Linked DNA regions of Homo sapiens: regions 1, 2, 4, 5 and 6 are each linked to region 3. A link is a contact called in ENCODE Hi-C or POLR2A ChIA-PET data. All regions are on one chromosome and are shown on one strand. Each heading gives the region's core, a stretch centred on a gene start or an enhancer-like site at or near the end of the contact. The rest is flanking DNA. Distances are from core to core; before and after follow the strand shown. Region 1 has its middle 39 kb from the start of LINC01732. Region 2 has its middle 21 kb from the start of LINC01732. Region 3 has its middle 19 kb from the start of LINC00272. Region 4 holds the start of NCF2 (neutrophil cytosolic factor 2). Region 5 holds the start of SMG7-AS1 (SMG7 antisense RNA 1). Region 6 has its middle 85 kb from the start of CACNA1E.

Region 1 (3,049 bases), core at 383-2,882, 1.3 Mb before region 3:
CTGCTACCCCTCGCTTCACAACTTCTTCTACCCTGAGAAACCCCACACTTGTCATTCCCTCCCCACCTTCATTTCCCTTCCTGGAATGTCCTCTCTGCCTTCTCTACCTGAATTCCCTGTGTTCCTTCAAGAGGCTCAGGCGACAGACCCTGTAGGTGAATTCAGTGCATTCTCTGCACACCCAGCCCGCACTGCCTGCCCACATGCCTGCGTGGGAATGGTTAAGACCAGATTTCTCCAGCAGCCTTCAGCCTTTGCTTCCCAGGCCTAGTGGCCCCCAGCACAGAGCAGGCGCTCAGGGAAGGTGAATTAATGAGTGCAGCTGAGGTAAGGGCAGCGGCCAGGGCCTGCCTGCAGATATTCATGCCATTTGGGCTGCTCTCCTGTTTTGAAATGAGGAAATTGTGGGCCGGGCGTGGTGGCTCACGCCTGTAATCTCAGCACTTTGGGAGGCCAAGGCGGGCAGATCACCTGAGGTCGGGAGTTCGAGAACAGCCTGACCAACATGGAGAAACCCCGTCTCCACTAAAAATACAAAATTAGCTGGCGTGGTGGCGCATGCCTGTAATCCCAGCTACTTGGGAGGCTGAGGCAGGAGAATTGCTTGAACCCAGGAGGCAGAGGTTGCAGTGAGCCGAGATCGTGCCATTGCACTCCAGCCTGGGTGACAAGAGTGAAACTCCGTCTCAAAAAAAAAAAAAAAAAAAAGAGGAAATTGTGGTTCCCCCAGAAGAAGAGAGACTTGTCAAAGGTCATTCTGTAAATGACAGAGTTGGCATTTATTAAGTCTCAGGTTTGAGATTGTTGCCTCCAGGGTTTTTCCGGCTTTGTGTTGACAATGCCAGATTTTCAAGGCGGGGTGGAGGAGCGTGGGAATTAGGGGAAGCTGCTATGTGACCCGCATCTTTCCTCTGTCTTCCACCCAAGTGTCCTTGTGCCCCCAGCTACTTTCTCCAATTTGCCTGATTTCATCCTGGGTGTTTTGTGTTTGGCTTTCACTACTGACTTCTCCTGTGGGCCCCCTGACAGTGACCGTGACTCTTAAACAGCCTTGTGGTTTCACAGTGCCATCCCTGCCAGGCGCTAGTTTCTTCAGAGCCTTGGTCCCCCAGCTTGGGAGCCTGGGGATGGGTGTGCCCCATGGGAGGGGCAGGCAAGGACAGAGAGCAGCGAGACTGTAGTGGGGTGTTTCTGCCTGTGTGTCCCTGGGTGTCTGCATCTGCGTGGCAGCAGCCCAGCATGAGGCTGAGGGTGAGGGAGGCATGCCCGGGCATGTCTGCTGGGGCAGGCTGGCCAGGTTCCTGAGAAGACCAAGGAGATCCTTGGGAGAGGTGACTGGATCTGAGGCATGGAGAGAACGCCCGAGTCGGGAGGGAGGCGAGCCGGAGCAGGGATGGGTATTGATGAGGAGGCTGTAATGGGGGTGGCTGGTAGTAGTGGTGGGTAGCATTTATTGACTACTTACCAGATGCCTGGCACTGGGCTTAGGTCTTTTACATATATTGGATCGTTTAGTCCTTAGAACAACACCATGAAGTGAGATTTATCTCCGCTTTTCAGATTTTACATTTTGCAGTTTACAGATAAGGAAACTGAGGCTCACGTCACCAGTCATCATTGGAGTCCCTGCCTGTCTGAGCCTCTGACTACTGTCCTCTCTGGAGAACTTGAGAGCCCTTGTGGGGACATCTGGAACTGCTGGGTGGGGTTCTAGGGGTGGGGGAGCTGCAGCGGTGTGGTTCAGAGCCAGGCAAATATGGATTTCTATTGTTTTTGTGTCTCAGACTGGCAGGGTCTAAGAAGCCTTGGGTAACTTTTATAGATCTTTAAAAAACTGAATTGTTTTCACCCTGGATTCCAAGATAATAAACTTTCTTTAGCCTTTGTTCATAAGGAGGTGCAGCTTTCTCTAAAAGACTCCTTCAGAATGCTGCCTGTGATGGCTCCTCTGGGCCATACTACTACGAACCGGCATAAAAACTACAGCTCAAACCCTCCTGGGTCAAATTACAGAAGAAAACAATTCCTGGAGTGTCATAGTTGGCCACAAGCTGAACATGAGTAAGCAGCAGAGATGCTGATTTATAAGAAAAAGCTGATTTGTGACAGTGTGATCTGCAAAAGAGGGAACTGTCCTCCGCCTGCAATTTGTGTAAGGCCGAGTGACTTCCTCTGAGTTGTTCCCAAGGCTTTATTTCTAGACCGCTTGTTAGGAACGCAGAACCCCTTGCCTTGCAGAATTACTGTGGGAATGGAGGCACAGTTCTGAAGCTAGCTTGGAAATGCCCACCTATAGCTCAGAACCTCATATTTATGAGAAAACAATAGGAGAAAGCAATTCAGCTGTGATGTGCAGCTGATTTTCACCATTCCTTTGCTATGACCAGGAAATGCCCCATTGGACACTTTGTGAAGGGAGCGATGATGTCATGGCCAGAGGCACAGCTTCTTTTAATATTCAGGTTGTTAGTATTTGGCGAAGCCTGCCTCTTTCCACCCCCAACCCCTACTGGATTTTTCTGGAAGGCTTTTAGCTCTTCCCTCAATTGTGCGCACGTGTGCACACACACACAGAGACACACACACGGACATACCCCCCACAGACAGACACAAACATATCATATACATAGAGACACACACACAGACACACTACACACATAGACACACCACACACACAAAGACACACCACAGACACACAGACACTCCACACACAGACACACCACAGACACACAGACACACCACACACATACCACACAGATAGACACACCACACAGACACACCACAGACACACAGACACACCACACACACAGACACACCACAGACACACAGACACACCACACACACAGACATACGCCACACACACAGACACACATCACACACAGACACACCACAGACACATAGACACACCACACACAGAGACATACGCCACACACACAGACACACATCACACACAGACACACCACAGACACATAGACACACCACACACACACAGAGACACGGAGCACGCACACAGACAGCGGGGCCTGCCTTGAGCAGCTCCTCACCTCTG
Region 2 (3,302 bases), core at 382-2,881, 1.3 Mb before region 3:
GAGCTTCTCTGAGCCACTGTCTTCTTATCTGTGAAATGGGAATGGTAACATCACACTAGATTCTTGTCAAGATCAAAAAAAGATGATGTACTTATATGAGTACCTAGCACCATGCTTTGTTGACATTGACATGTGAGACCCTTTCTCTCAGACTCTATCCTGATTGCATCAGAATTCTACAAGGCCTGGCATCCACTTATCAAGGGTATTAATTTCCTCCACGAGGCTGCTTTGACCTCCAGAACCCAGCGGGCGTGCTCTTCTGAACTCTCCACCTTATCACCTCCATGGATCATATCTTGCTTTGCTGAGTGTGCTTTCTATTCCTGTATCTGCATTTTACTTCCTCGATTAGGGTGTAATCTCTTTCCAAGCAGAAGCTTTCATCTTTTTAAAATGTTCCATTTTTGCATTTTAGCGCCGTGCCTTTTTGCACATAGCGCTTGCTCAAAAAATAGGGATCGGTTGATATTTTATCTACTTTTGTGTCCTAAAAATTGCCCCAGAGTCATGAGCTGAACTTAGCTTACATGAGGTCGTTACTACAAAGTCACAACATGTTTATTCATTTATCTGTTTATGTGGTAGCCCTACCATGACTCACACATCCAAATGAGGATTGCAGCCGTATAAGGGGCACTGTGAAGGCTGACTGTGATTCTGGGAGCCTGTCACCTCGCAAAACATTTTTGGAACTCCTGCTTTGAATCAGTGCCAGAGTTGCAGTGGTGAATCTTCACACCTCCTGGGAGGAGTTATTTTTGGAAACAGTGAAAATCTGTCTGGTCACATTTGGTAGGTGTGGTCATTCAGGGCCTGAGTGTGAGGAGGGATGCTCAGTGGAGTGATAATTAGTTAATATTTAATTGGCCATTTCCAATGTGTCAGCCAGTTTACATCCACTGTCTTATTTTAATCTTAATGTGACCTCTATGAAGTAGGTGGTCTTGTTATCACCATTTTATAGAAAAGGGACCCTGAGGCACAGAGAGTATAAACCACACTCTGTACAGGGACTCCATGGCTTTTTACCCATTATTAAGCTAGTGTAGCAGGCACAGGGGACATACCCAAGTAACCCTTATGTACCCTAGCAGAGATGAGGGACCTGGACACCTTTTTTAAAAACAATAAGGCCAAGGACAGCCACATTTGGATTAGTGGGAGCAGGGGGAGAGTATGGGGAATGCGGGAACCCGGGAGGAGCTAAGAAAACTGGTCAGATCCTGCATCATAGGTGAGTACAGGCACCCCAGGGGGCCCAATGGGAGAGACCAGAGAAGGGAGGAGAGCACTGGGGCTTGTTTGGGAACCTCTGAGTGGGTAAAGATGGTCACTAAAATCTCCAACCAAAGGAATTCTTTTTATGCCTCTCTTTTTTGCTTTCTTAAAATTGTATTCATACTTGCTGATTATAAAAGGAGTTCAAGTTCATCGTAGAAAACTTAGAAAATATAGAGAAGTGATAAAGAAAATAAAAGTCATCTGTAAATGTCCCTCTCCTCCCCCAGGCCTCAGGCTTTGCTAAGACAAGGCCGCTGAGCAGATCAGCACACATCGGGTTATTTATAAAGCTCCCGCCTTCCTCTCCACCCACTCCCCTCTCTCTTGGCTACGGAGAAGCCTTCGGCCAGGACATTCCCTTGCAGCCTACTCAAGCTGCTATATAAAGCCCTGCACTTCTCGGGGCTGGATCAGAACGTTCCTTATCTCTCTGCAGCAGGACGCTGATAATCTGCCCAGCTGGCAGGCGCTCTGAGGTCGGCTTGGGCTGCTGCTCTCAGGGCCTACAGCCCCCGTGTGGTCGTCTTCTCTGGTTCCCACTGAAACTTGGCCAACAACACTAACTGAAACCTCAAATATAGGAAGTTGTTGGCTTGTTTCATTAGAGGGCAGTTGCCAGACAGCTGAGATGAACTTAATGGGCTTGGCATGGGTGACTGGTGTGTCCAGCACATTCAGGCTTAGTGGTCAATACTGATGGCCCATCGTAACGTCCCCTTCGGAAGCAGCTGTGCCAGCTCCCTCCTTCCCCAGCCCCCACCCCTGTTCCATCCCCTCTCTGCATTAGTGCTTGGCTCAGAGTCTTCTTCATCCATATGGCTTCTACAGGCAAAGGCCTTCTGTGGCCAGGTGGCCTGCTGCATTGCAGTGCCACAATTCCAGGCTGGACTTCTACCTAATTGAGAGTGGACCACAGCAGACGTACTTGCTCTGCCTAGAAAATAAGTTTTGTCATGAGAGGCAGAACCATCTTATTGCTGTAAGTCAGGGCAGAGGAGTGTGCAAAAGAGGCAAGGTATTATCCTGAAAAAATACACAGGTTTTAAATCGGAGCTGGTGTGACATCCTAGCTTCTCCACTTAGAAAGAAGTGTGATCCTAAGTAAGTTATGTAACCCCTTCGAAGCCTGGTTTTCTCATCTTTAAAATGTAGAGTGATATTTCCATCTTAGAACTGTTGTAAAATGTAAATAAGATGACATATGTAAAGCACTGAAAACATACATCAGATGGCATTATGGTAGCTATTTTTTTGTTTTGTTTTGTTTTGTTTTTGAGATGGAGTCTCACTCTGTTGCCCGGGCTGGAGTACAGTGGCACAATCTCGGCTCACTGCAACCTCTGCCTCCTGGGTTCAAGCAATTCTCCTGCCTCTACCTCTCAAGTAGATGGGATTACAGGCACCGACTACCACCCCCAGCTGATTTTTGTAGTTTTAGTAGAGACGGGATTTCACCATGTTGGCCAGGCTGGCCTCGAACTCCTGACCTCAGGTGATCTACCTGCCTCGGCCTCCCAAAATGCTAGGATTACAGGCATGCTAGGATTACAGGTGTGAGCCACCGTGCCCAGCCTTATGGTAGCTATTATAATTATTGTTAATAATATTATTATTTATGAACATTTGAATGAGAAAGAGTTGGTGGTTTCTTTTTTTCCTCTTAGATTCAAGATCCAATAGGGAAACTTTTGACCTTGGTTGTTAAGAAACCCATCTAGGCAGGTAGGTGTGTGTTTCCATTGATATTTAAATGAGTTTTTCAAGTGTTGAGAGAATTTTTTCAAAGCAACTTCTGGGCCCTGAGAAGGTTCTGGTTCACCTTCATATTGGCCTCATAAGAATCAGGTCAACCTCATATGAAAAGGCAAGTCGTTGTACCTACTTCTTGGTCAAAATTTAGTAGCAAAATATTCCTGCTGTAAGCCACAAGACATTTTCAAGATGGAATGATTATCTGTAAAACAGCAATAATGAAAACATCACTTACCAGAACTTAGGAGGTACAGTTAAAGCAGTGT
Region 3 (3,457 bases), core at 360-2,859:
TTAAAAGTTAAGTACATTCAAAATACTTTATCAAAGATGGCAGAGATGGCTCAACACACTTTAACAATATTAATGTCTAAAATGGTTTTAAGACTAAAAAACCAAAAACTATTTTCATTCCAGTTTCCTAAACAATTTGATGGCAGGTAAACTGAAGTTTCATTGTCACTAAAAAGTGATTCGTGTGCATAACGATTACTAAGCTCAGAGGACTAGCAAAAGCTTCAAATCTCAAAGTCATCATACCTCATTTTCTGGTATAATAAAGTAAATCAACAAAAACACAACTTTAAATCAACAAGATATTTCAAAAATAAATAAATATTGAGCAGAAATGGCTATTATGCCATCAAAGTATAAGTGGCACAGTATATTATATATGAAATTTTTTTTGAGACAGGGTCTTGTGCTATCAGCCAGGCTAGAGTGCAGTGGAACAATCACAGCTCACTGCAGCTGTGACTTCCCAGACTCAAGTGATGCTCCCACCTAAGTTGGTGGGACTACAGGCATGCACCACCACACCCAGCTAATTTTTTATTTTTTGTAGAGATGGGGTCTTGTCATGTTGCCCAGGCTAGTCTTGAACTCCTGGGCTGAAGCCATCCTCCTATCTTGGCTTCCCAAAGTGCTGGGAGTAAAGGTGTGAGCAATCACACCTGGCCTATGTATGATACTTTTTAAAAATTATTATTTTTTTCCTTTTTGAGACAGAGTCTCCCTCAGTCACCTAGGCTGGAGTGCAGTGCCACTATCTTGCCTCACTGCAACTTCCGCCTCCCAGGTTCAAGCGATTCTCCTGCCTCAGCCTCCCGCGTAGCTGGGGTTACAGGTGCCTGCCACCACGCCTGGCTAATTTTTGTATTTTTAGTAGAGATAGGTTTTTACCATGTTGGCCAGGCTGGTCTTGAACTCCTGACCTCAGGTGATCCGCCTGCCTTGACCACCCCAAAGTGCTGGGATTACAGGCATGAGCTACTGTGCCTGGCTAAAAAATTAATTTAGAAAAACTGGAAAACTGAAAAAGAAAAAGAAAGAAGGGATGAAAGTTCTTGTCCTGGGTCTACCAAAAGGGTGGCAAATAAGCCTTTGTGTTCCTGAAGTCTGGATCCTTCTAGTCACCCAGGAGAGAAGACAGTTTTTTTGTTTTGCTTTGTTTTTTGTTTTTTCCCTAAAATGCAAGCCCCTTCTGGTGGTACAGTACTCAAACTATTGAAGAAGGGTCAGGATGGACCTTTTGGGTTTTAGGAGATTAAAAAGCAAGCAACAGTCCACCCTGCAAGAAATCCCAGAGACTGGGAAGGGCACAAGACTGTGGGTTTGGCTGGCAGTAGATGCAATCACTCATTCTGAGCAAGACCTCAGAGGAAACAGCAAGAGCTGATGGGATCCAGTGGGTCAGAAGGCTCTGAGGCCCATGAAAGGAGCACTGGTGTTGGAGGTGGCTCAGGGTGAATGTGGTCGCTCAGAGAGCTGTCCTCCTAAAAAAGCCCCTGCTGGCTTGAGCAGGAACCAAGCTGTGGCAGCCCCTTTATTTCAGTGGGCTACAGCACTAGGGAGCTATGAAGTCAGTTCCCCATGGTAGATGAGGGTGAGAGGTGGAGGGTAAGAAGGGTGGGGACTTGTTACCATAGCAACGTCAAGAACACTATTCATGCCTCTCCCTTTTCTGAGAATGGTTGGCTATTCAACAGATTTTGAGACTGTATTAGCCGTGGGATTCTTAGAGAAAAGGGGAAATCGAGGTGGATGATGAAGGGTCCATTTCCTGACAGTCTTGGGGGCTAAAGCCAGTTTTTTCACTTCAGAAATGAGTGACATGGCCAGACACCATGGCTCACGCCTGTAATCTCAGCACTTTGGGTGGCTGAGCTTGGCCAACATGGTGAAACCCCATCTCCACCAAAAATACAAAAAATTAGCCAGGCATGGTGGCACACACCTGTAATCCCAGTTACTCAGGAGGCTGAGGCATGAGAATCACTTGAACTCGAGAGGCAGAGGTTACAGTGAGCCAAGATTGTGCCACTGCATTCCAGCCTTGGTGACAGAGTGAGACTCCACCTCAAAAAAAAAAAAAGTGAGTAACATTACTTCCGCTCAGAGAGTGTGAAAATGTTTATGTATAATTTTTACATCTGCATAGGCAGAAAATCAGGAAAAATAACTATGTACTCTCTTGCCTGATGTTCTCATAGCCAAGCTGTTGATTCTTATGACCATTCAAATGATGAGAGTTATTTTGATGCACCTGAGTCAACTTTCAGAATGACCCCAATAACTGCAAATTGTTGCTCTGGGTAATATGAAAGTTCTCACTTCTCTTGATGGGAAACTCAAGCAAGTTTCCTCTCGCAGTGGCATATTCAGGGCCCAGGCCTGATTTTCAATGTGGTGTGGCACAAGGCTGTTCTGGAACATCTTGGGCTGGGTAACTATTAATACTTGGCTAAAGCACCACAGTACCAAATCTTGTTGATGCAGGGGGACTGGTAAGACCACCTAGGAGGGACTTCATGTTCTCAGAGGCCTTAAAGTAGCAGACCCTCATCTGTTTCCCTCACCTGAGAAACTGGGCTGTCTTTTATGGGTGTGAGTCCATGGTGGAAATAATGCTAATGAGAGTGGGCAGGTACTCTTACTTATAATCTGAAAAGGGTTTAGCAGGCTAAACCTTACACTGAAAAGGGTTTAATGGGTGATTTGTCGTGCTCTAACCTTGACTTAAGTAGTTTGGATTTTCTGTACTTGGCTCTCTTATGTCTCTCCTTCCAAGGACAGGAGAAATGGAAATCCTTTTCAGGTGGCCCAGGACTCCATTCCAGTCCAGCAATGTTCTCTGATTTTTCCTGAGTATTAAAGGTTCCTGATGAGAATGGAGAGGAGGAGAGAGAGTCACACTAAGGACCCTCCTGTGGGAGGAACCTTAGCCTCCAGGAGCAGCTCTTTCCATATTGTAGAACACCCGCTCCCCACTACATGCTTACAATGGCTTGGCTGAACCATGCCCCAAGAAGAAACAAAGCACCCACCTGGATGTGAGAACTGCCCCAACTCAAATGCCCTTACTTTCTCTAGAAAACAGACTTTTCTCTAATACCTACTCCAAGGACTTCCATTTTCAGCAACATGGCTGGCTGATTTAATTCCCCACCTCCCACCCCTGCAGGAAAAGACTTGCTGGATAAAATAAATAAGATACAGCCTTAAAAAAAAGAATTGTTTTTAGTCAAGATCTAAAGAAGAAAACCAAAATCCCCAGGTGATGAACTATAATATGTGACTCATAGCTAGAAGACAAGTTCATGAGTTGATCCTGTGGCTGGCAGGGTGAGACTGGCCCCAGATATAAGTCCTAATAGCTGGGGTTTCCATGCAAAAATGGGGACAGGAGATATGATCTTAAGGAAATAAAGCTCAGATTCCTACATAACAGCTGGATTAGGAAATTTGGAAA
Region 4 (3,074 bases), core at 360-2,859, 1.2 Mb after region 3:
CCTTGCCAAGGATCCCATATCCAGGCCAAGGCAGGAGGCTACAGTCCCTGCTGGCATAGCTGTGCCCAGACTAGCTGCCAATCTCTTCTCCTGGACAATGTGCACTTTGTGTCCATCAGCCCTCAGAATGTGTGGTGCTGTTCACTCAGCCCCTCAGCAGGCCCCTGAGAGGAGGTGGGGCCATGTCCTTCCTCCAGCCAGAGGTGGGGGGTCCTGCCATGCTCTGCCTTAGAGCCTGAGATTGACTTGTCAAGCTATGTGAGAACATTTCAGTCACTTCTCTGTCTTCCTGTCAGGAGGGTGTGGCTGAGGCTTGTTTACCTACTGTTGGAGTGTGGAAGGGACTGATTCTTTAAGGGACCTGGGGAGTCAACCACTGCCACACCTTGCAAAGACTGGCAGTAATCGGTAAAAATAATAACTAACTCTTATACAGTGGTGTGAAGTTCCACGAGACATTAATAGTTTGGCATCTCACTTAATTTTCATGATATTTAGAAACTCAGGAAGCTGAAAGCCAGATGTCTACATAGGCTACATAGCTTGCTTAAGACTAAAAGTCCAGAGAGAGACAGAGGCTAGGATTCGATCCTAGATCTTCTCCTTCCAAACTCCATACCCTTTCCACCTTACCACAACCAATCAAAAAAATAATTATCGAGAATGCTTAACTCCATACTATGGTATTTGAGTGAGAAAACATAACGAAAAAGATGCGAGACATCCCACACCATGCCCCCAGCAGACATCACTAGTCAATCACAGTACAATTTCCTCTTGCCAGCCTCAGCATCTTTAAAAGAGTCTCCTTTATAATTGATCAGAATTGTCACTTGGGATAAAAGCTATTTTTTGTAAGTGCCTCCCTTAAATCTCTTGAGCAGGCAAAGTCGACACACATGAAAGTCTTGGAAAGCCAAAAGAGGTGCCTTAGAATCAATAATCAGGTGTAAAGCGCTGGGATAGATAGAGATTCTGTGCCCAGAAGGAGTTCTGTGTAGAAGAAAGTACGACTAGGACAGCCTTCACAAAGGTGTTAAAGACACTTGTAGAATGATTTTAATTTAGAAGATGGAGAAAGAGGCAACCCTGGCTGCCCCTCACCTGCTCTCCACCTGGAGAGCTTTTAAAACTGGCTGCCTGGGGCCCCTCCCAGACCAGTTAAATCAGGCTGTCTAGGGGTGGAGCTTGGGCAACTTTTGTTCTTTTCAATCTCCCCAGAGGTTAGGTTTCCGAAATGCAATGGGGTTGAGAATCATAATAACAAATGCACAGAGGAGGCCCGGAAAGAGGCACCTCCACTCACCTTCTCTGCTTCAGTCATGTTCTTCAGGATAGTGTACATGCAGCCAATGTTGAAGCAAATCCGGGAGTGGGGGTCCTGGACGGCACTGAAGGCATCCAGGGCTCCCTTCCAGTCCTTCTTGTCCGCTGCCAGCACCCCTTCATTCCAGAGGCTGATGGCCTCCACCAGGGACATGATTAGGTAGAAACTAGGAGGCCAAGAGAGCTGCCAGGAGACAGAGAGAAGACAGGTTGGAGCGTCTCCCCTAGCAGGGCTGCCTTAGTGGCCCCCAAGGTGTTCACTTTCTGGGCCAGATGAGTAGAATGGGGCCCAGCCTCCCTTAAGATAACTTCTCAGTGTTGCAAATGCATCAGGAAATGTCCCCACCTTTTGGCAACTGACTCATAACCCTACCATGAGAGAGAAAAGGAAAGAAGCAGAGAGAGAGAGGGCGAGTAGGGGTGGAGTGTGGAGGAGAGAGGAAGTACATCAGCTGCTGCCTGAAGGATCAGTTCCCCAAAATGCTTCTGCTCTGTCACCCAGCTCCTCTTCTCTCTCCCACCCCTGTTCTGTGGCAGCTTCTGGCCAAAGTTCTGCTTCTAGAGCCAGGGTAACCTTGGCAGGTAGAGGCACCTCCCTGGTGATAATGACAGGAGGCAGCCAAATGCCTAGGCAGATAGGGGCAGGTCCCTGGTGAAACCCCACCTTCAAGCCAAAAACAGCCTGAAGGCTGAAAGACTAGGCTACTGGTCCCAAATGAAACCCGTGACCTAGAGTGAGAACTTCTGTTCCTGTTTGTCTGCTCTTTCCCAATTAATTATTTCTGACTAATGCCTTTTAACCAATTGAATGTTGCCTTTTCCAGTACTACCTATGTCCTGCCCCTCCCCTATTCTGAGCCCATAAAAGCCCCAGACTCACCCGCACTGGGGGGACTTTCCTGCCTTTGGGTAGGGGAACCACCCCTGCATCCCCTCTCCACTGAAAGCTGTTTTCATCACTCAATAAAACTCCCCACCCAGGCCGAGTGGGCAGGCCATCTCCTGCAGCAGGTAGTGTGGCCCACTGAGGCCTGGGCAGGGTGTCACCAGCCAGAGGTTCCTGGCTTACAAAGTGATGGAGAAAAAATCCTGTGTCACTGGGCCTTGATTTCCACACCCTTGTTAAATGGGAGTGTCAGATGAGAGGATAATTCTTTCCAGTCTTGAATGAATTCCTTGCTCACTTTTTTGTAATCCCATAGGCTGTATTAATATGTTAGTGTTTATCTTGAGCTGAAATTATCATTAACAAATTTTTGAGACAGGATAATCTTTGGAGATCCATCTGATCTGGGCCTGAAATAACTTTTTTTTTTTTTTTTTTGAGACGGAGTTTCACTCTTGTTGCCCAGGCTGGAATGCAGTGACACGATCTCAGCTCATTGCAACCTCTGCCTCCTGGGTTCAAGCAATTCTCCTGCCTCAGCCTCCTGAGTAGCTGGGATTACAGAAGCCTGCCACCACGCCCTGCTAATTTTTGTATTTTTAGTAGAGATGGGGTTTCACCATGTTGGCCAGGCTGATGGTCTCGAACTCCTGACCTCAGGTGATTCGGCCTCCTCGGCCTCCCCTCAAAGTGCTGGGATTACAGGAGTGAGCCACCGTGCCCAGCCGAAATAACTTTTATGAACATTCATGAAGTTCAGAGGGGACCAATTTCCTGCAAATGTCAAAATTGGGAGCCACATGACAGTGAATTATGACTTCTCCCATCTTCCAGTGAAAAATTGAAGAGATGAAAGTCCTGC
Region 5 (3,454 bases), core at 407-2,906, 1.0 Mb after region 3:
AAGCGCTGCGTGTCACGCCGCACCATACCAGGCGCTGGCAGCATGAGGGGCATAGTCCACTTTCTATTTCGTTAATGACAATCTGTCCTTGGAATTTATTTCAAAGCAGGTTGTACTTTCGTTTCCGCTAAACTTATACCTGATGTTTCAACTGAACATTGGTATAGTCTTATTGGTGCAGGTCTCAGAGAAGGATCTTGAAAGTGCCTCTTCACCTGGCGTAGAAAAAGACAGCAGGAATCAGGTAGCCAAACCAGACCAAACCAAATCAAAATAGCCCATTAAAATCCTTATTTTAACTATCCTATGAGGGCTGCATTCTTGGAAGGTTTTATATAGTTACATATCCTAAAGTACTTTGGGATAGCTCCTTAAGTGACTCCACAATACGAACCGAAAATATAACTTGTAAAACGTCAATTTCTTCAAGTCATGGATGATGAATTTTCCAGCTATTTCTCATACACTTCATATTATTATTGACTTCGTTCTTTATTTCAGCTTTTTGGCCCGAAACCTGACACAAAACACACATAATAAATATCCAAAAAGATTTGTTCTAAGAATGAAACTTCTTTTCCTAGACTCCTTTCACCAGACAGATGTATCTAGGGTTCGTTCTTCTTGATCCTCTTTTATCCGATGTTTTCCTCTCTAACTCAACGACACAGAATGACGACTTTTAAAACACTGCAGACCCGTGAGAAGAGAAAGGTTGCAGAGCAGGGAGGAACTTGGAGGTCTGCCTTTAATAATCAAGCAGGATCCCCACTGCGGGGTGCCTATCAGAGTGATGGCGCTAGTCAGCCTTCCGGCTTGTCCCCGGCTTAAATGATAGAAAACCACGTGTTAGCCTTCTAGGATGTGTTCCCACCCTCACCCTGGCCTCCTCGCGGCAGGCTCGCGACAGCTAGGTCAGGAGGGAGTACGCGGGTGGGGTGGATTTGGGGGAGGGGTCGACTCGCCAGAAGTCGGCTATCCCCGTCGGCAGGGAAGGCATCGCGGCTGTCGTGTGCCGCTCTCCTCCCTCAGGGACCCCGTCCAGGCGGGATCCCGCCTCCCAGAGCCCAAGGCAGTTGTGGGGAAACCCCTTGCCCTTCCTCGCCGCTTGGCGCTGTCGCCTCGCCCTCCCGACTCCAGCCCGCCGCCCGCCAGCCTCCAGGCCATGCATCCTCTTCGCAGGCCCAGCCCTCTCCACGCCCGGCTCTGAGAGGAAACTACGGAGGTGGTTCCCGCTCGCAGGCGGGTGGAAAAGCCCATGGTGAATGCCTCGGGGTGTCCCCCCAGTTGCTGTGGGAAGTGGGAAGGGAGGAGGAAGTGGACTTCACCACCGGGGAGAACTATATCGATTCCTAACTTGGGGGAGGCCTTTAGATGGAAGGGAAGCCAACGGGGAACCCTGGGTGGTTTCCTGGGAATCCATTGGCCAAGGGGAGGGTGACCCTGTCCGCACACATCGGTTACTATGACAATATAACCACAGCCTCCAGTTGCCATGGCAGCTGCCTATCCAATCCGATTGTCTTCTCTTCCTCTCCGGGCCCCACCTTATCCCCTCCAAGAGTCTCCCAGCGTGCATGGGGAGGGGCTGCAGCGAAGAGGAGAGGGGGTCCTTCGAGTCACTCTCTACGCGCGAGGGAAGACAGGCGTTGAGGGACTGCTGGGAGGAACTGTAGGAGGAAGGGGCGGCGTTTCCGGTGGGGAAGAGTGGAGGCGTGCAAAAAGGAAGAGGGAAATCGGCAGGAGTGATAAGAAGGGGGAAGACTTTGAGTGTAACTCCCGTTCTTTTGGCCTGGGTGTTCCCGGTGGTGGGATTGGGATTGCCCCCTTGCGCGGGAGGAGAAGGGTGGATTGGCAGGAAGCCGCCAAGCGCCACCAGCCGGTCTCTCAGAAGCCGCACAGGCGCCACACAGCTCGTTGATCCCAAAAGGGAGCGCTACAGAGAGGCGGAAATCACTGAGGGACAGGCGCTGCTGAAATCTCGCGAGAGGGACCCCCTCCCTCGCCCGGTCGCCGACTTCCTCTGCTTCTCCTCTTTCCCCCGCCCCTCCTCCCTCCCCCTCCCCCCCGGGTCGGAGTGTCCCTGCGCCCCACGGGCCAGAGCAGCAGCGAGAGCAGCTTTCCCCACTCCCTCCCCCTCGCCTCATTCACCCCCACCCCCCTGCCGAGCGAGGAGGAGCCGGAGGAGAGGAAGATGGCGGCGGCCGCCAGCACCCGCGGTGCCGCGGGGCCGCTCCGAGGAGCCTGAGAGACCCACGGAGGCTTCGCGGGAAGACGCGGCGGCGGCGGCGGAGGATGAGCCTGCAGAGCGCGCAGTACCTCCGGTGAGTGCCGAGGCCGGGCTGGTACGTAGGGGGAGCGGGCCGCAGGTTGGGGCATGGAGCAACAGACACCGAGGTAAGTCCGGGGTGGCGGGGGAGTTGCTGCGTCCTCTCCTCGCCGGGCAGGTCGGCGGAGACTGCAAGGGGATCTGCGGGAGGGGGCGGAACGGGTATGGGTGCCTAGCCCCTACCGCCCGGGCTGAGCTCTGGCGAAGCCGGCTCGTCCCGGTGCGAGGAGGGAGGTTGGGGAAGCGTGAGAATGTGCGCGCGCGCCCTTGGTCTCGGGTTTGCTAGCGAGGGGTGGAGAGAAACGTCCGGGGAGGCGGCGGCGACCCCGAGTGGAGGTGGGTGTGGAGGAGTCTGATCCCCGTGGCAGGGGACTCGTGGTGTGGCGTGGGATTGGTTGGAGCGATGCATGAGTAGAGGACGGGGAGGAAGTCTGCACACCTGGGGTGTTGGGGCGGGGGAACCGCGGAGGGCAGACAGGGGGAGAGGGAGACCGCAGGAAACTGGAGCTTGTTCTTCATTCTCGGGTTGGGAGTATTGAGGAATAATGTCATCTGTAGTTAGTTGGCGGTGTGGGGAGGCGTGAAGGGGAATAGATGGGGAAGTGAGGAAAGAGGGAGGCACTGTGGACAAGGTTGGGTTTTTCAGAAGAAACTGGGTTAGAATCAGTGTAGTCGGAAGATACCATTCTGAGAGTCGTGTGTATTCATTAAGAGTGGTGTAAGGAACTTGTATGTCAGAGGTAGAGTGACACATGGGAATAGTGTGTGTGTGTGCGAGATGTGTGTCTGGGGTGGGGGGCGCGGCGATTGATGCACATTTCAGGATGAAGATGTAGATAGGTTGAACTTAGTACCTGATGGCGAGAACATATTGAATGGAAGGACACCAGCTTTTGTGTCAGCTGAAAGGTTCCATGGAAGCTGAGTAAGAGCTTGGAGGCAGAGGTAAAGTGGGTCAAAAATCTTGATAGAGAAAAGTAAGGTTGTTAGATCCTGAAATTAACTGGGGAGTGACTACTGCTTAGAAAAGGGGAAGACTTTAAAATTGGTCCTTTTTGTCTTTCAGGAGCAGAACTAAGAAAGGGAGGCCTTATGGAAAGATGTTTTTTAAAAAATTGTTTCATA
Region 6 (3,158 bases), core at 141-2,640, 1.0 Mb before region 3:
GAGCCTGGTCCTGAGTAGAACAATGTGGAATAACATAGAAACAGAGATTCCCTCAACCCAGAATAAATAGTTTACGCTAAAACAGATAAAATTACCCACTACATTCTTATAGAGACAAGAGGTATCAGATCTCAAGAGTTTAAGGAAAATAAATCACAGGAGAGAAATCTTAAAATTGGGAAAATTATTTCCATTAACTACTTCTTCTTCTGGGACTTGGGTAAAGACTGGAGCTACTTTATTTTAAGAGTAGAACACATCTGTCCAGCCTGCAGAAGATGCCTGGTTTGAACACCTCTGCAGCGAACCTGGCCAATGGAACAGCTGGGACTCCCTTGCAAGCTGCAGACCTGCTTTGTAGGGTAGTTCCAAGCCCTGAAGATAGGTGGGTTTTCTGCCACCAGATGAGGGAATTCTAGAGGCAACCAAACAGACCTTCACAGTAAAAAAGGGCAGAGGTCTACAGGAGCTCTCAGAATGTCTCTGGGAGGGTCAAGAGCATCAGTCCTCACTGATGCCTCCCATGCTCCCAGCAGGCCTCACATTATAGAATTCTCTTCTATTACTACGTCTCACCACAATAATGGTGGATGGGAACTCTGTCCTGAACCCTTACAAAACCCAGGCCCCTGCCTCGGTGAGTTTTTTGTTTATTTCCAGGCCGGAGTGCAGTGGCACGATCTTAGCTCACTGCAACCTCCACCTACCGGGTTCAAGTGATTCTCCTGCCTCAGCCTTCCAAGTAGCTGGGATTACAGGCATGCGTCACCACACCAGGCTAATTTTTGTATTTTTAGTAGAGACGGGGTTTCACCGTGTTGGCCAGGCTGGTCTCGAACTGGCCTCGAGTGATCCGCCTGCCTCGGCCTCCCAAAGTGCTGGGATTACAGGTATGAGCCACTGCGCCTGGACAGGGTGGGGTGTTTCAGCCTCTCATCACGTCACTAGGAAGACTCCAGGAAAAAGGAGGAAAGTGAGAAAAACTTTTGTATGGGCTACATCAGCGATGCTTAGAATCCAGCTCCAGGACCTGGTGTCCCTCCCCCTCATCCCGTCTTGTCCTTCCCTCTCCCTGCTGAGCTCCGCAGCCCTGGGGATTCCACATGTAGCCCTTACCCTTCTTGTACTCCAGTCAGTTCTCATTGGCATTCTCCTGGTTCTCAAAATGCTTTTACCCTATTGGCTAGGGCAAAAAATGACCTGAGAGATCCTGGACACTCTCCTAGCAACTGTGCCAGAGCTGGTGGCCATCGCCTTTTTGCAGAGACAGATGCTCCTGTAACAGGAACAAATCAATTAGCCAGCCTGCTGCTAATGTGCAAATGTCACCTTATTAAGCTAGTGTCTGCCTGGGGAAGCCGCCTCTTTCTCCTGTCCCCACTCTGAAGCTCAGCCCTCTGCTGTTGCTTCAACCTCTGTCTCTTCTGAGGTCAATTGTAAAATGAAACTGCTGCCATCTGAACATCTATGAAAGCCACAGGCTCTACCCAGATGCCTTGGCTGAGAGGAGGGGCAGTTTAATTTCCCTTCCTTCTCTGAAGAGTCTTGACGTGCAAGGACCAGCTCTCCCTTTATCACCATTTCCAGAAAAACACAAACAAGGCAAAACAAAATAAAAACAAAACTTTGCACCTATTTTTGGTGCCAAAACCTTAAATTAGATTAAGATCACATCAATTTCTTCCATAAGCTTTGTAGCTTAGGAAGTGCATGCTCACACTTTATTTTATTTAACCCTCATAATAAATCTATTGGAGGAAAGGACAATTATCTCCATATTACAGATGAGAAAACTGAGGCCCAGAGAGGTTGGCTGACTTGCTCAAGGATATTAAGCCAGTAAATTGCAAAGCCAGGGCTGGAAGAAGGGCAAGAAGGGCCAGAAAAGCTGATTCAAAGCGCAGGAACTCTGGAGGCACCTCCTGGCAGCTGGAGCAGGGTGTGCGGAGTGCCCTCCCTCCATGAGCTAAAGGAGGACTGGCTTCCATGAAGCACCAGCATTGCTCTGTCACCCCCACCCAACCTGGTCACCTTTCACTATGACCACTTTCCATCCTGTCTCACTTTCAGAAACGAGGTCTGAGCAGTGCAGCTGGACCTACTATAGTCATAGTTTCCACTGGCTTTGACTTCATCAAGCGAAAACCAACACCCCTTTGAAATCTGTAGCCCCATCCCTAAAAATCAGCCTTTCAGCTTGAATCAAAAGGCAAAAGGCAATGGAGATCCAACTGGAAACAGAGCTCCCTTCCTCCCTTCCAGGCAATGCTGCTGTGTAGAAGGTCACTTCAGAAATTCTGTCTACACTATGAGGACATAAATATTAGGGAGAATCTCCTCTGCCTCACATGAACCTGGGTCCTTCAGTGAGTCCCCCCACCACATCCCCTCAATCCTTTGATTCTTCCCAGTATTGTGACCTTTCCGTCCTTCCTCTGAAGTTGTAGGAGTTGATTCTTCCCAAAATAACCTGAGTAATGGCTTGCAGGAAAGTTACAATTAGCTTTTCACAGGGAAGAAAGTTTAGAGAGTTTTTTTTTTTTTAAAGGAAAAGAGGTAGAAGGAAAAAAAAAAAGCAAATGAAAAATCTTGTGGTCTTCTAAGTCAATTTAGAAAACACTGAGTTATTTCCGTAGAGCTATTCTGACAGGAGATACATTGATTTTTGGCCTCTCTTCATTGTTTTTATTGCTGATTACATCCTCTTTTTCTAGATTGTCCCAGGTGGCCACAGGTGAATGAATTGTGTTTACTTACAGACCACTGATTTCTGTGTTGACACACATTGATTTCAGCTCAGAGTAAGAAAGATCATCCTAATAGAGCTATCTAAAGTTGGAATAGTTGCTTGGGTGGTGGGGGAAAGAGGGTGGTAATGAAATAGTGAAATCCCTGTCAACGGAGGTGTTCAAAGACTGAATGACTGTGGAGGGAATGTGATCGAGCTGACTCCAGCAGGACTGGGAAGATAGCTCGGGGGATCTTTAATGTTCTCACCTCATGTTCAGCATTAACACCTGAGATGACTGTTTAATATTATGTAGATACTACGTGCCAGTGAGGACAGTGTTTCCCAAAGTGTGACTTGTTAGATGTTTCCCACAGGGTGGTATGCTTGATGATTTTCTTTGGTAAGGAATTTACTGTTAAAATAGTAA

What was found. Hi-C counts contacts between places; a loop is a spot of excess contacts on that map. ChIA-PET counts read pairs that join two places held with the same protein, here RNA polymerase II (POLR2A). Pooled maps may share reads with other maps.
Region 1: a pooled map shows a loop between it and region 3 (8-fold over the local background). The contact joins two enhancer-like sites. A Hi-C loop is called at or near these places in 3 of 37 single-sample maps with no recorded cell type and 2 of 50 pooled maps.
Region 2: a loop to region 3 is called in a map with no recorded cell type, with 13 times the contacts of the local background. The contact joins two enhancer-like sites. A Hi-C loop is called at or near these places in 2 of 37 single-sample maps with no recorded cell type and 3 of 50 pooled maps.
Region 4: a loop to region 3 is called in a map with no recorded cell type, with 8 times the contacts of the local background. The contact joins the promoter of NCF2 here to the enhancer-like site in region 3. A Hi-C loop is called at or near these places in 4 of 37 single-sample maps with no recorded cell type and 3 of 50 pooled maps. POLR2A ChIA-PET finds 5 or more read pairs at or near these places in 1 of 52 experiments (GM12878).
Region 5: a loop to region 3 is called in a pooled map, with 6 times the contacts of the local background. The contact joins the promoter of SMG7-AS1 here to the enhancer-like site in region 3. A Hi-C loop is called at or near these places in 2 of 37 single-sample maps with no recorded cell type and 3 of 50 pooled maps.
Region 6: a loop to region 3 is called in a map with no recorded cell type, with 21 times the contacts of the local background. The contact joins two enhancer-like sites. A Hi-C loop is called at or near these places in 3 of 37 single-sample maps with no recorded cell type and 3 of 50 pooled maps. POLR2A ChIA-PET finds 5 or more read pairs at or near these places in 1 of 52 experiments (activated CD4-positive, alpha-beta T cell).

What each region holds. Positions count from the first base shown.
Region 1 is chr1:181,133,884-181,136,932 of GRCh38, forward strand. No RefSeq gene overlaps it. Among named protein-coding and RNA genes, the nearest start is that of LINC01732, 39 kb to the right of the region's middle. RefSeq lists enhancers at 684-1,883, 1,051-1,470, 1,178-1,761, 2,081-2,130. Within about 2 kb of position 1,633, at least 28 of the 41 ENCODE cell types and tissues checked have a DNase peak (open chromatin) inside an H3K27ac peak, as active enhancers do.
Region 2 is chr1:181,151,425-181,154,726 of GRCh38, forward strand. No RefSeq gene overlaps it. Among named protein-coding and RNA genes, the nearest start is that of LINC01732, 21 kb to the right of the region's middle. RefSeq lists enhancers at 489-3,094, 1,532-1,741 and a silencer at 1,581-1,865. Within about 2 kb of position 1,632, at least 23 of the 41 ENCODE cell types and tissues checked have a DNase peak (open chromatin) inside an H3K27ac peak, as active enhancers do.
Region 3 is chr1:182,424,927-182,428,383 of GRCh38, forward strand. No RefSeq gene overlaps it. Among named protein-coding and RNA genes, the nearest start is that of LINC00272, 19 kb to the left of the region's middle. Within about 2 kb of position 1,610, at least 2 of the 41 ENCODE cell types and tissues checked have a DNase peak (open chromatin) inside an H3K27ac peak, as active enhancers do; they include GM12878, where a contact is called at or near this core.
Region 4 is chr1:183,588,850-183,591,923 of GRCh38, forward strand. NCF2 (neutrophil cytosolic factor 2) reads right to left here and starts at 1,610. Exons shown (of 15, transcript NM_000433.4): 1 at 1,307-1,610. The coding sequence starts at 1,480. RefSeq lists enhancers at 1,630-1,889, 2,000-2,339.
Region 5 is chr1:183,470,326-183,473,779 of GRCh38, forward strand. SMG7-AS1 (SMG7 antisense RNA 1) reads right to left here and starts at 1,657. Exons shown (of 5, transcript NR_040063.1): 1 at 395-1,657; 2 at 140-215. SMG7 (SMG7 nonsense mediated mRNA decay factor) reads left to right here and starts at 2,174. Exons shown (of 23, transcript NM_001375584.1): 1 at 2,174-2,324. The coding sequence starts at 2,296. RefSeq lists silencers at 1-39, 2,012-2,161 and an enhancer at 1,225-1,856.
Region 6 is chr1:181,396,686-181,399,843 of GRCh38, forward strand. It overlaps a transcript of CACNA1E not described here. Among named protein-coding and RNA genes, the nearest start is that of CACNA1E, 85 kb to the right of the region's middle. RefSeq lists an enhancer at 1,828-1,937. Within about 2 kb of position 1,391, at least 2 of the 41 ENCODE cell types and tissues checked have a DNase peak (open chromatin) inside an H3K27ac peak, as active enhancers do.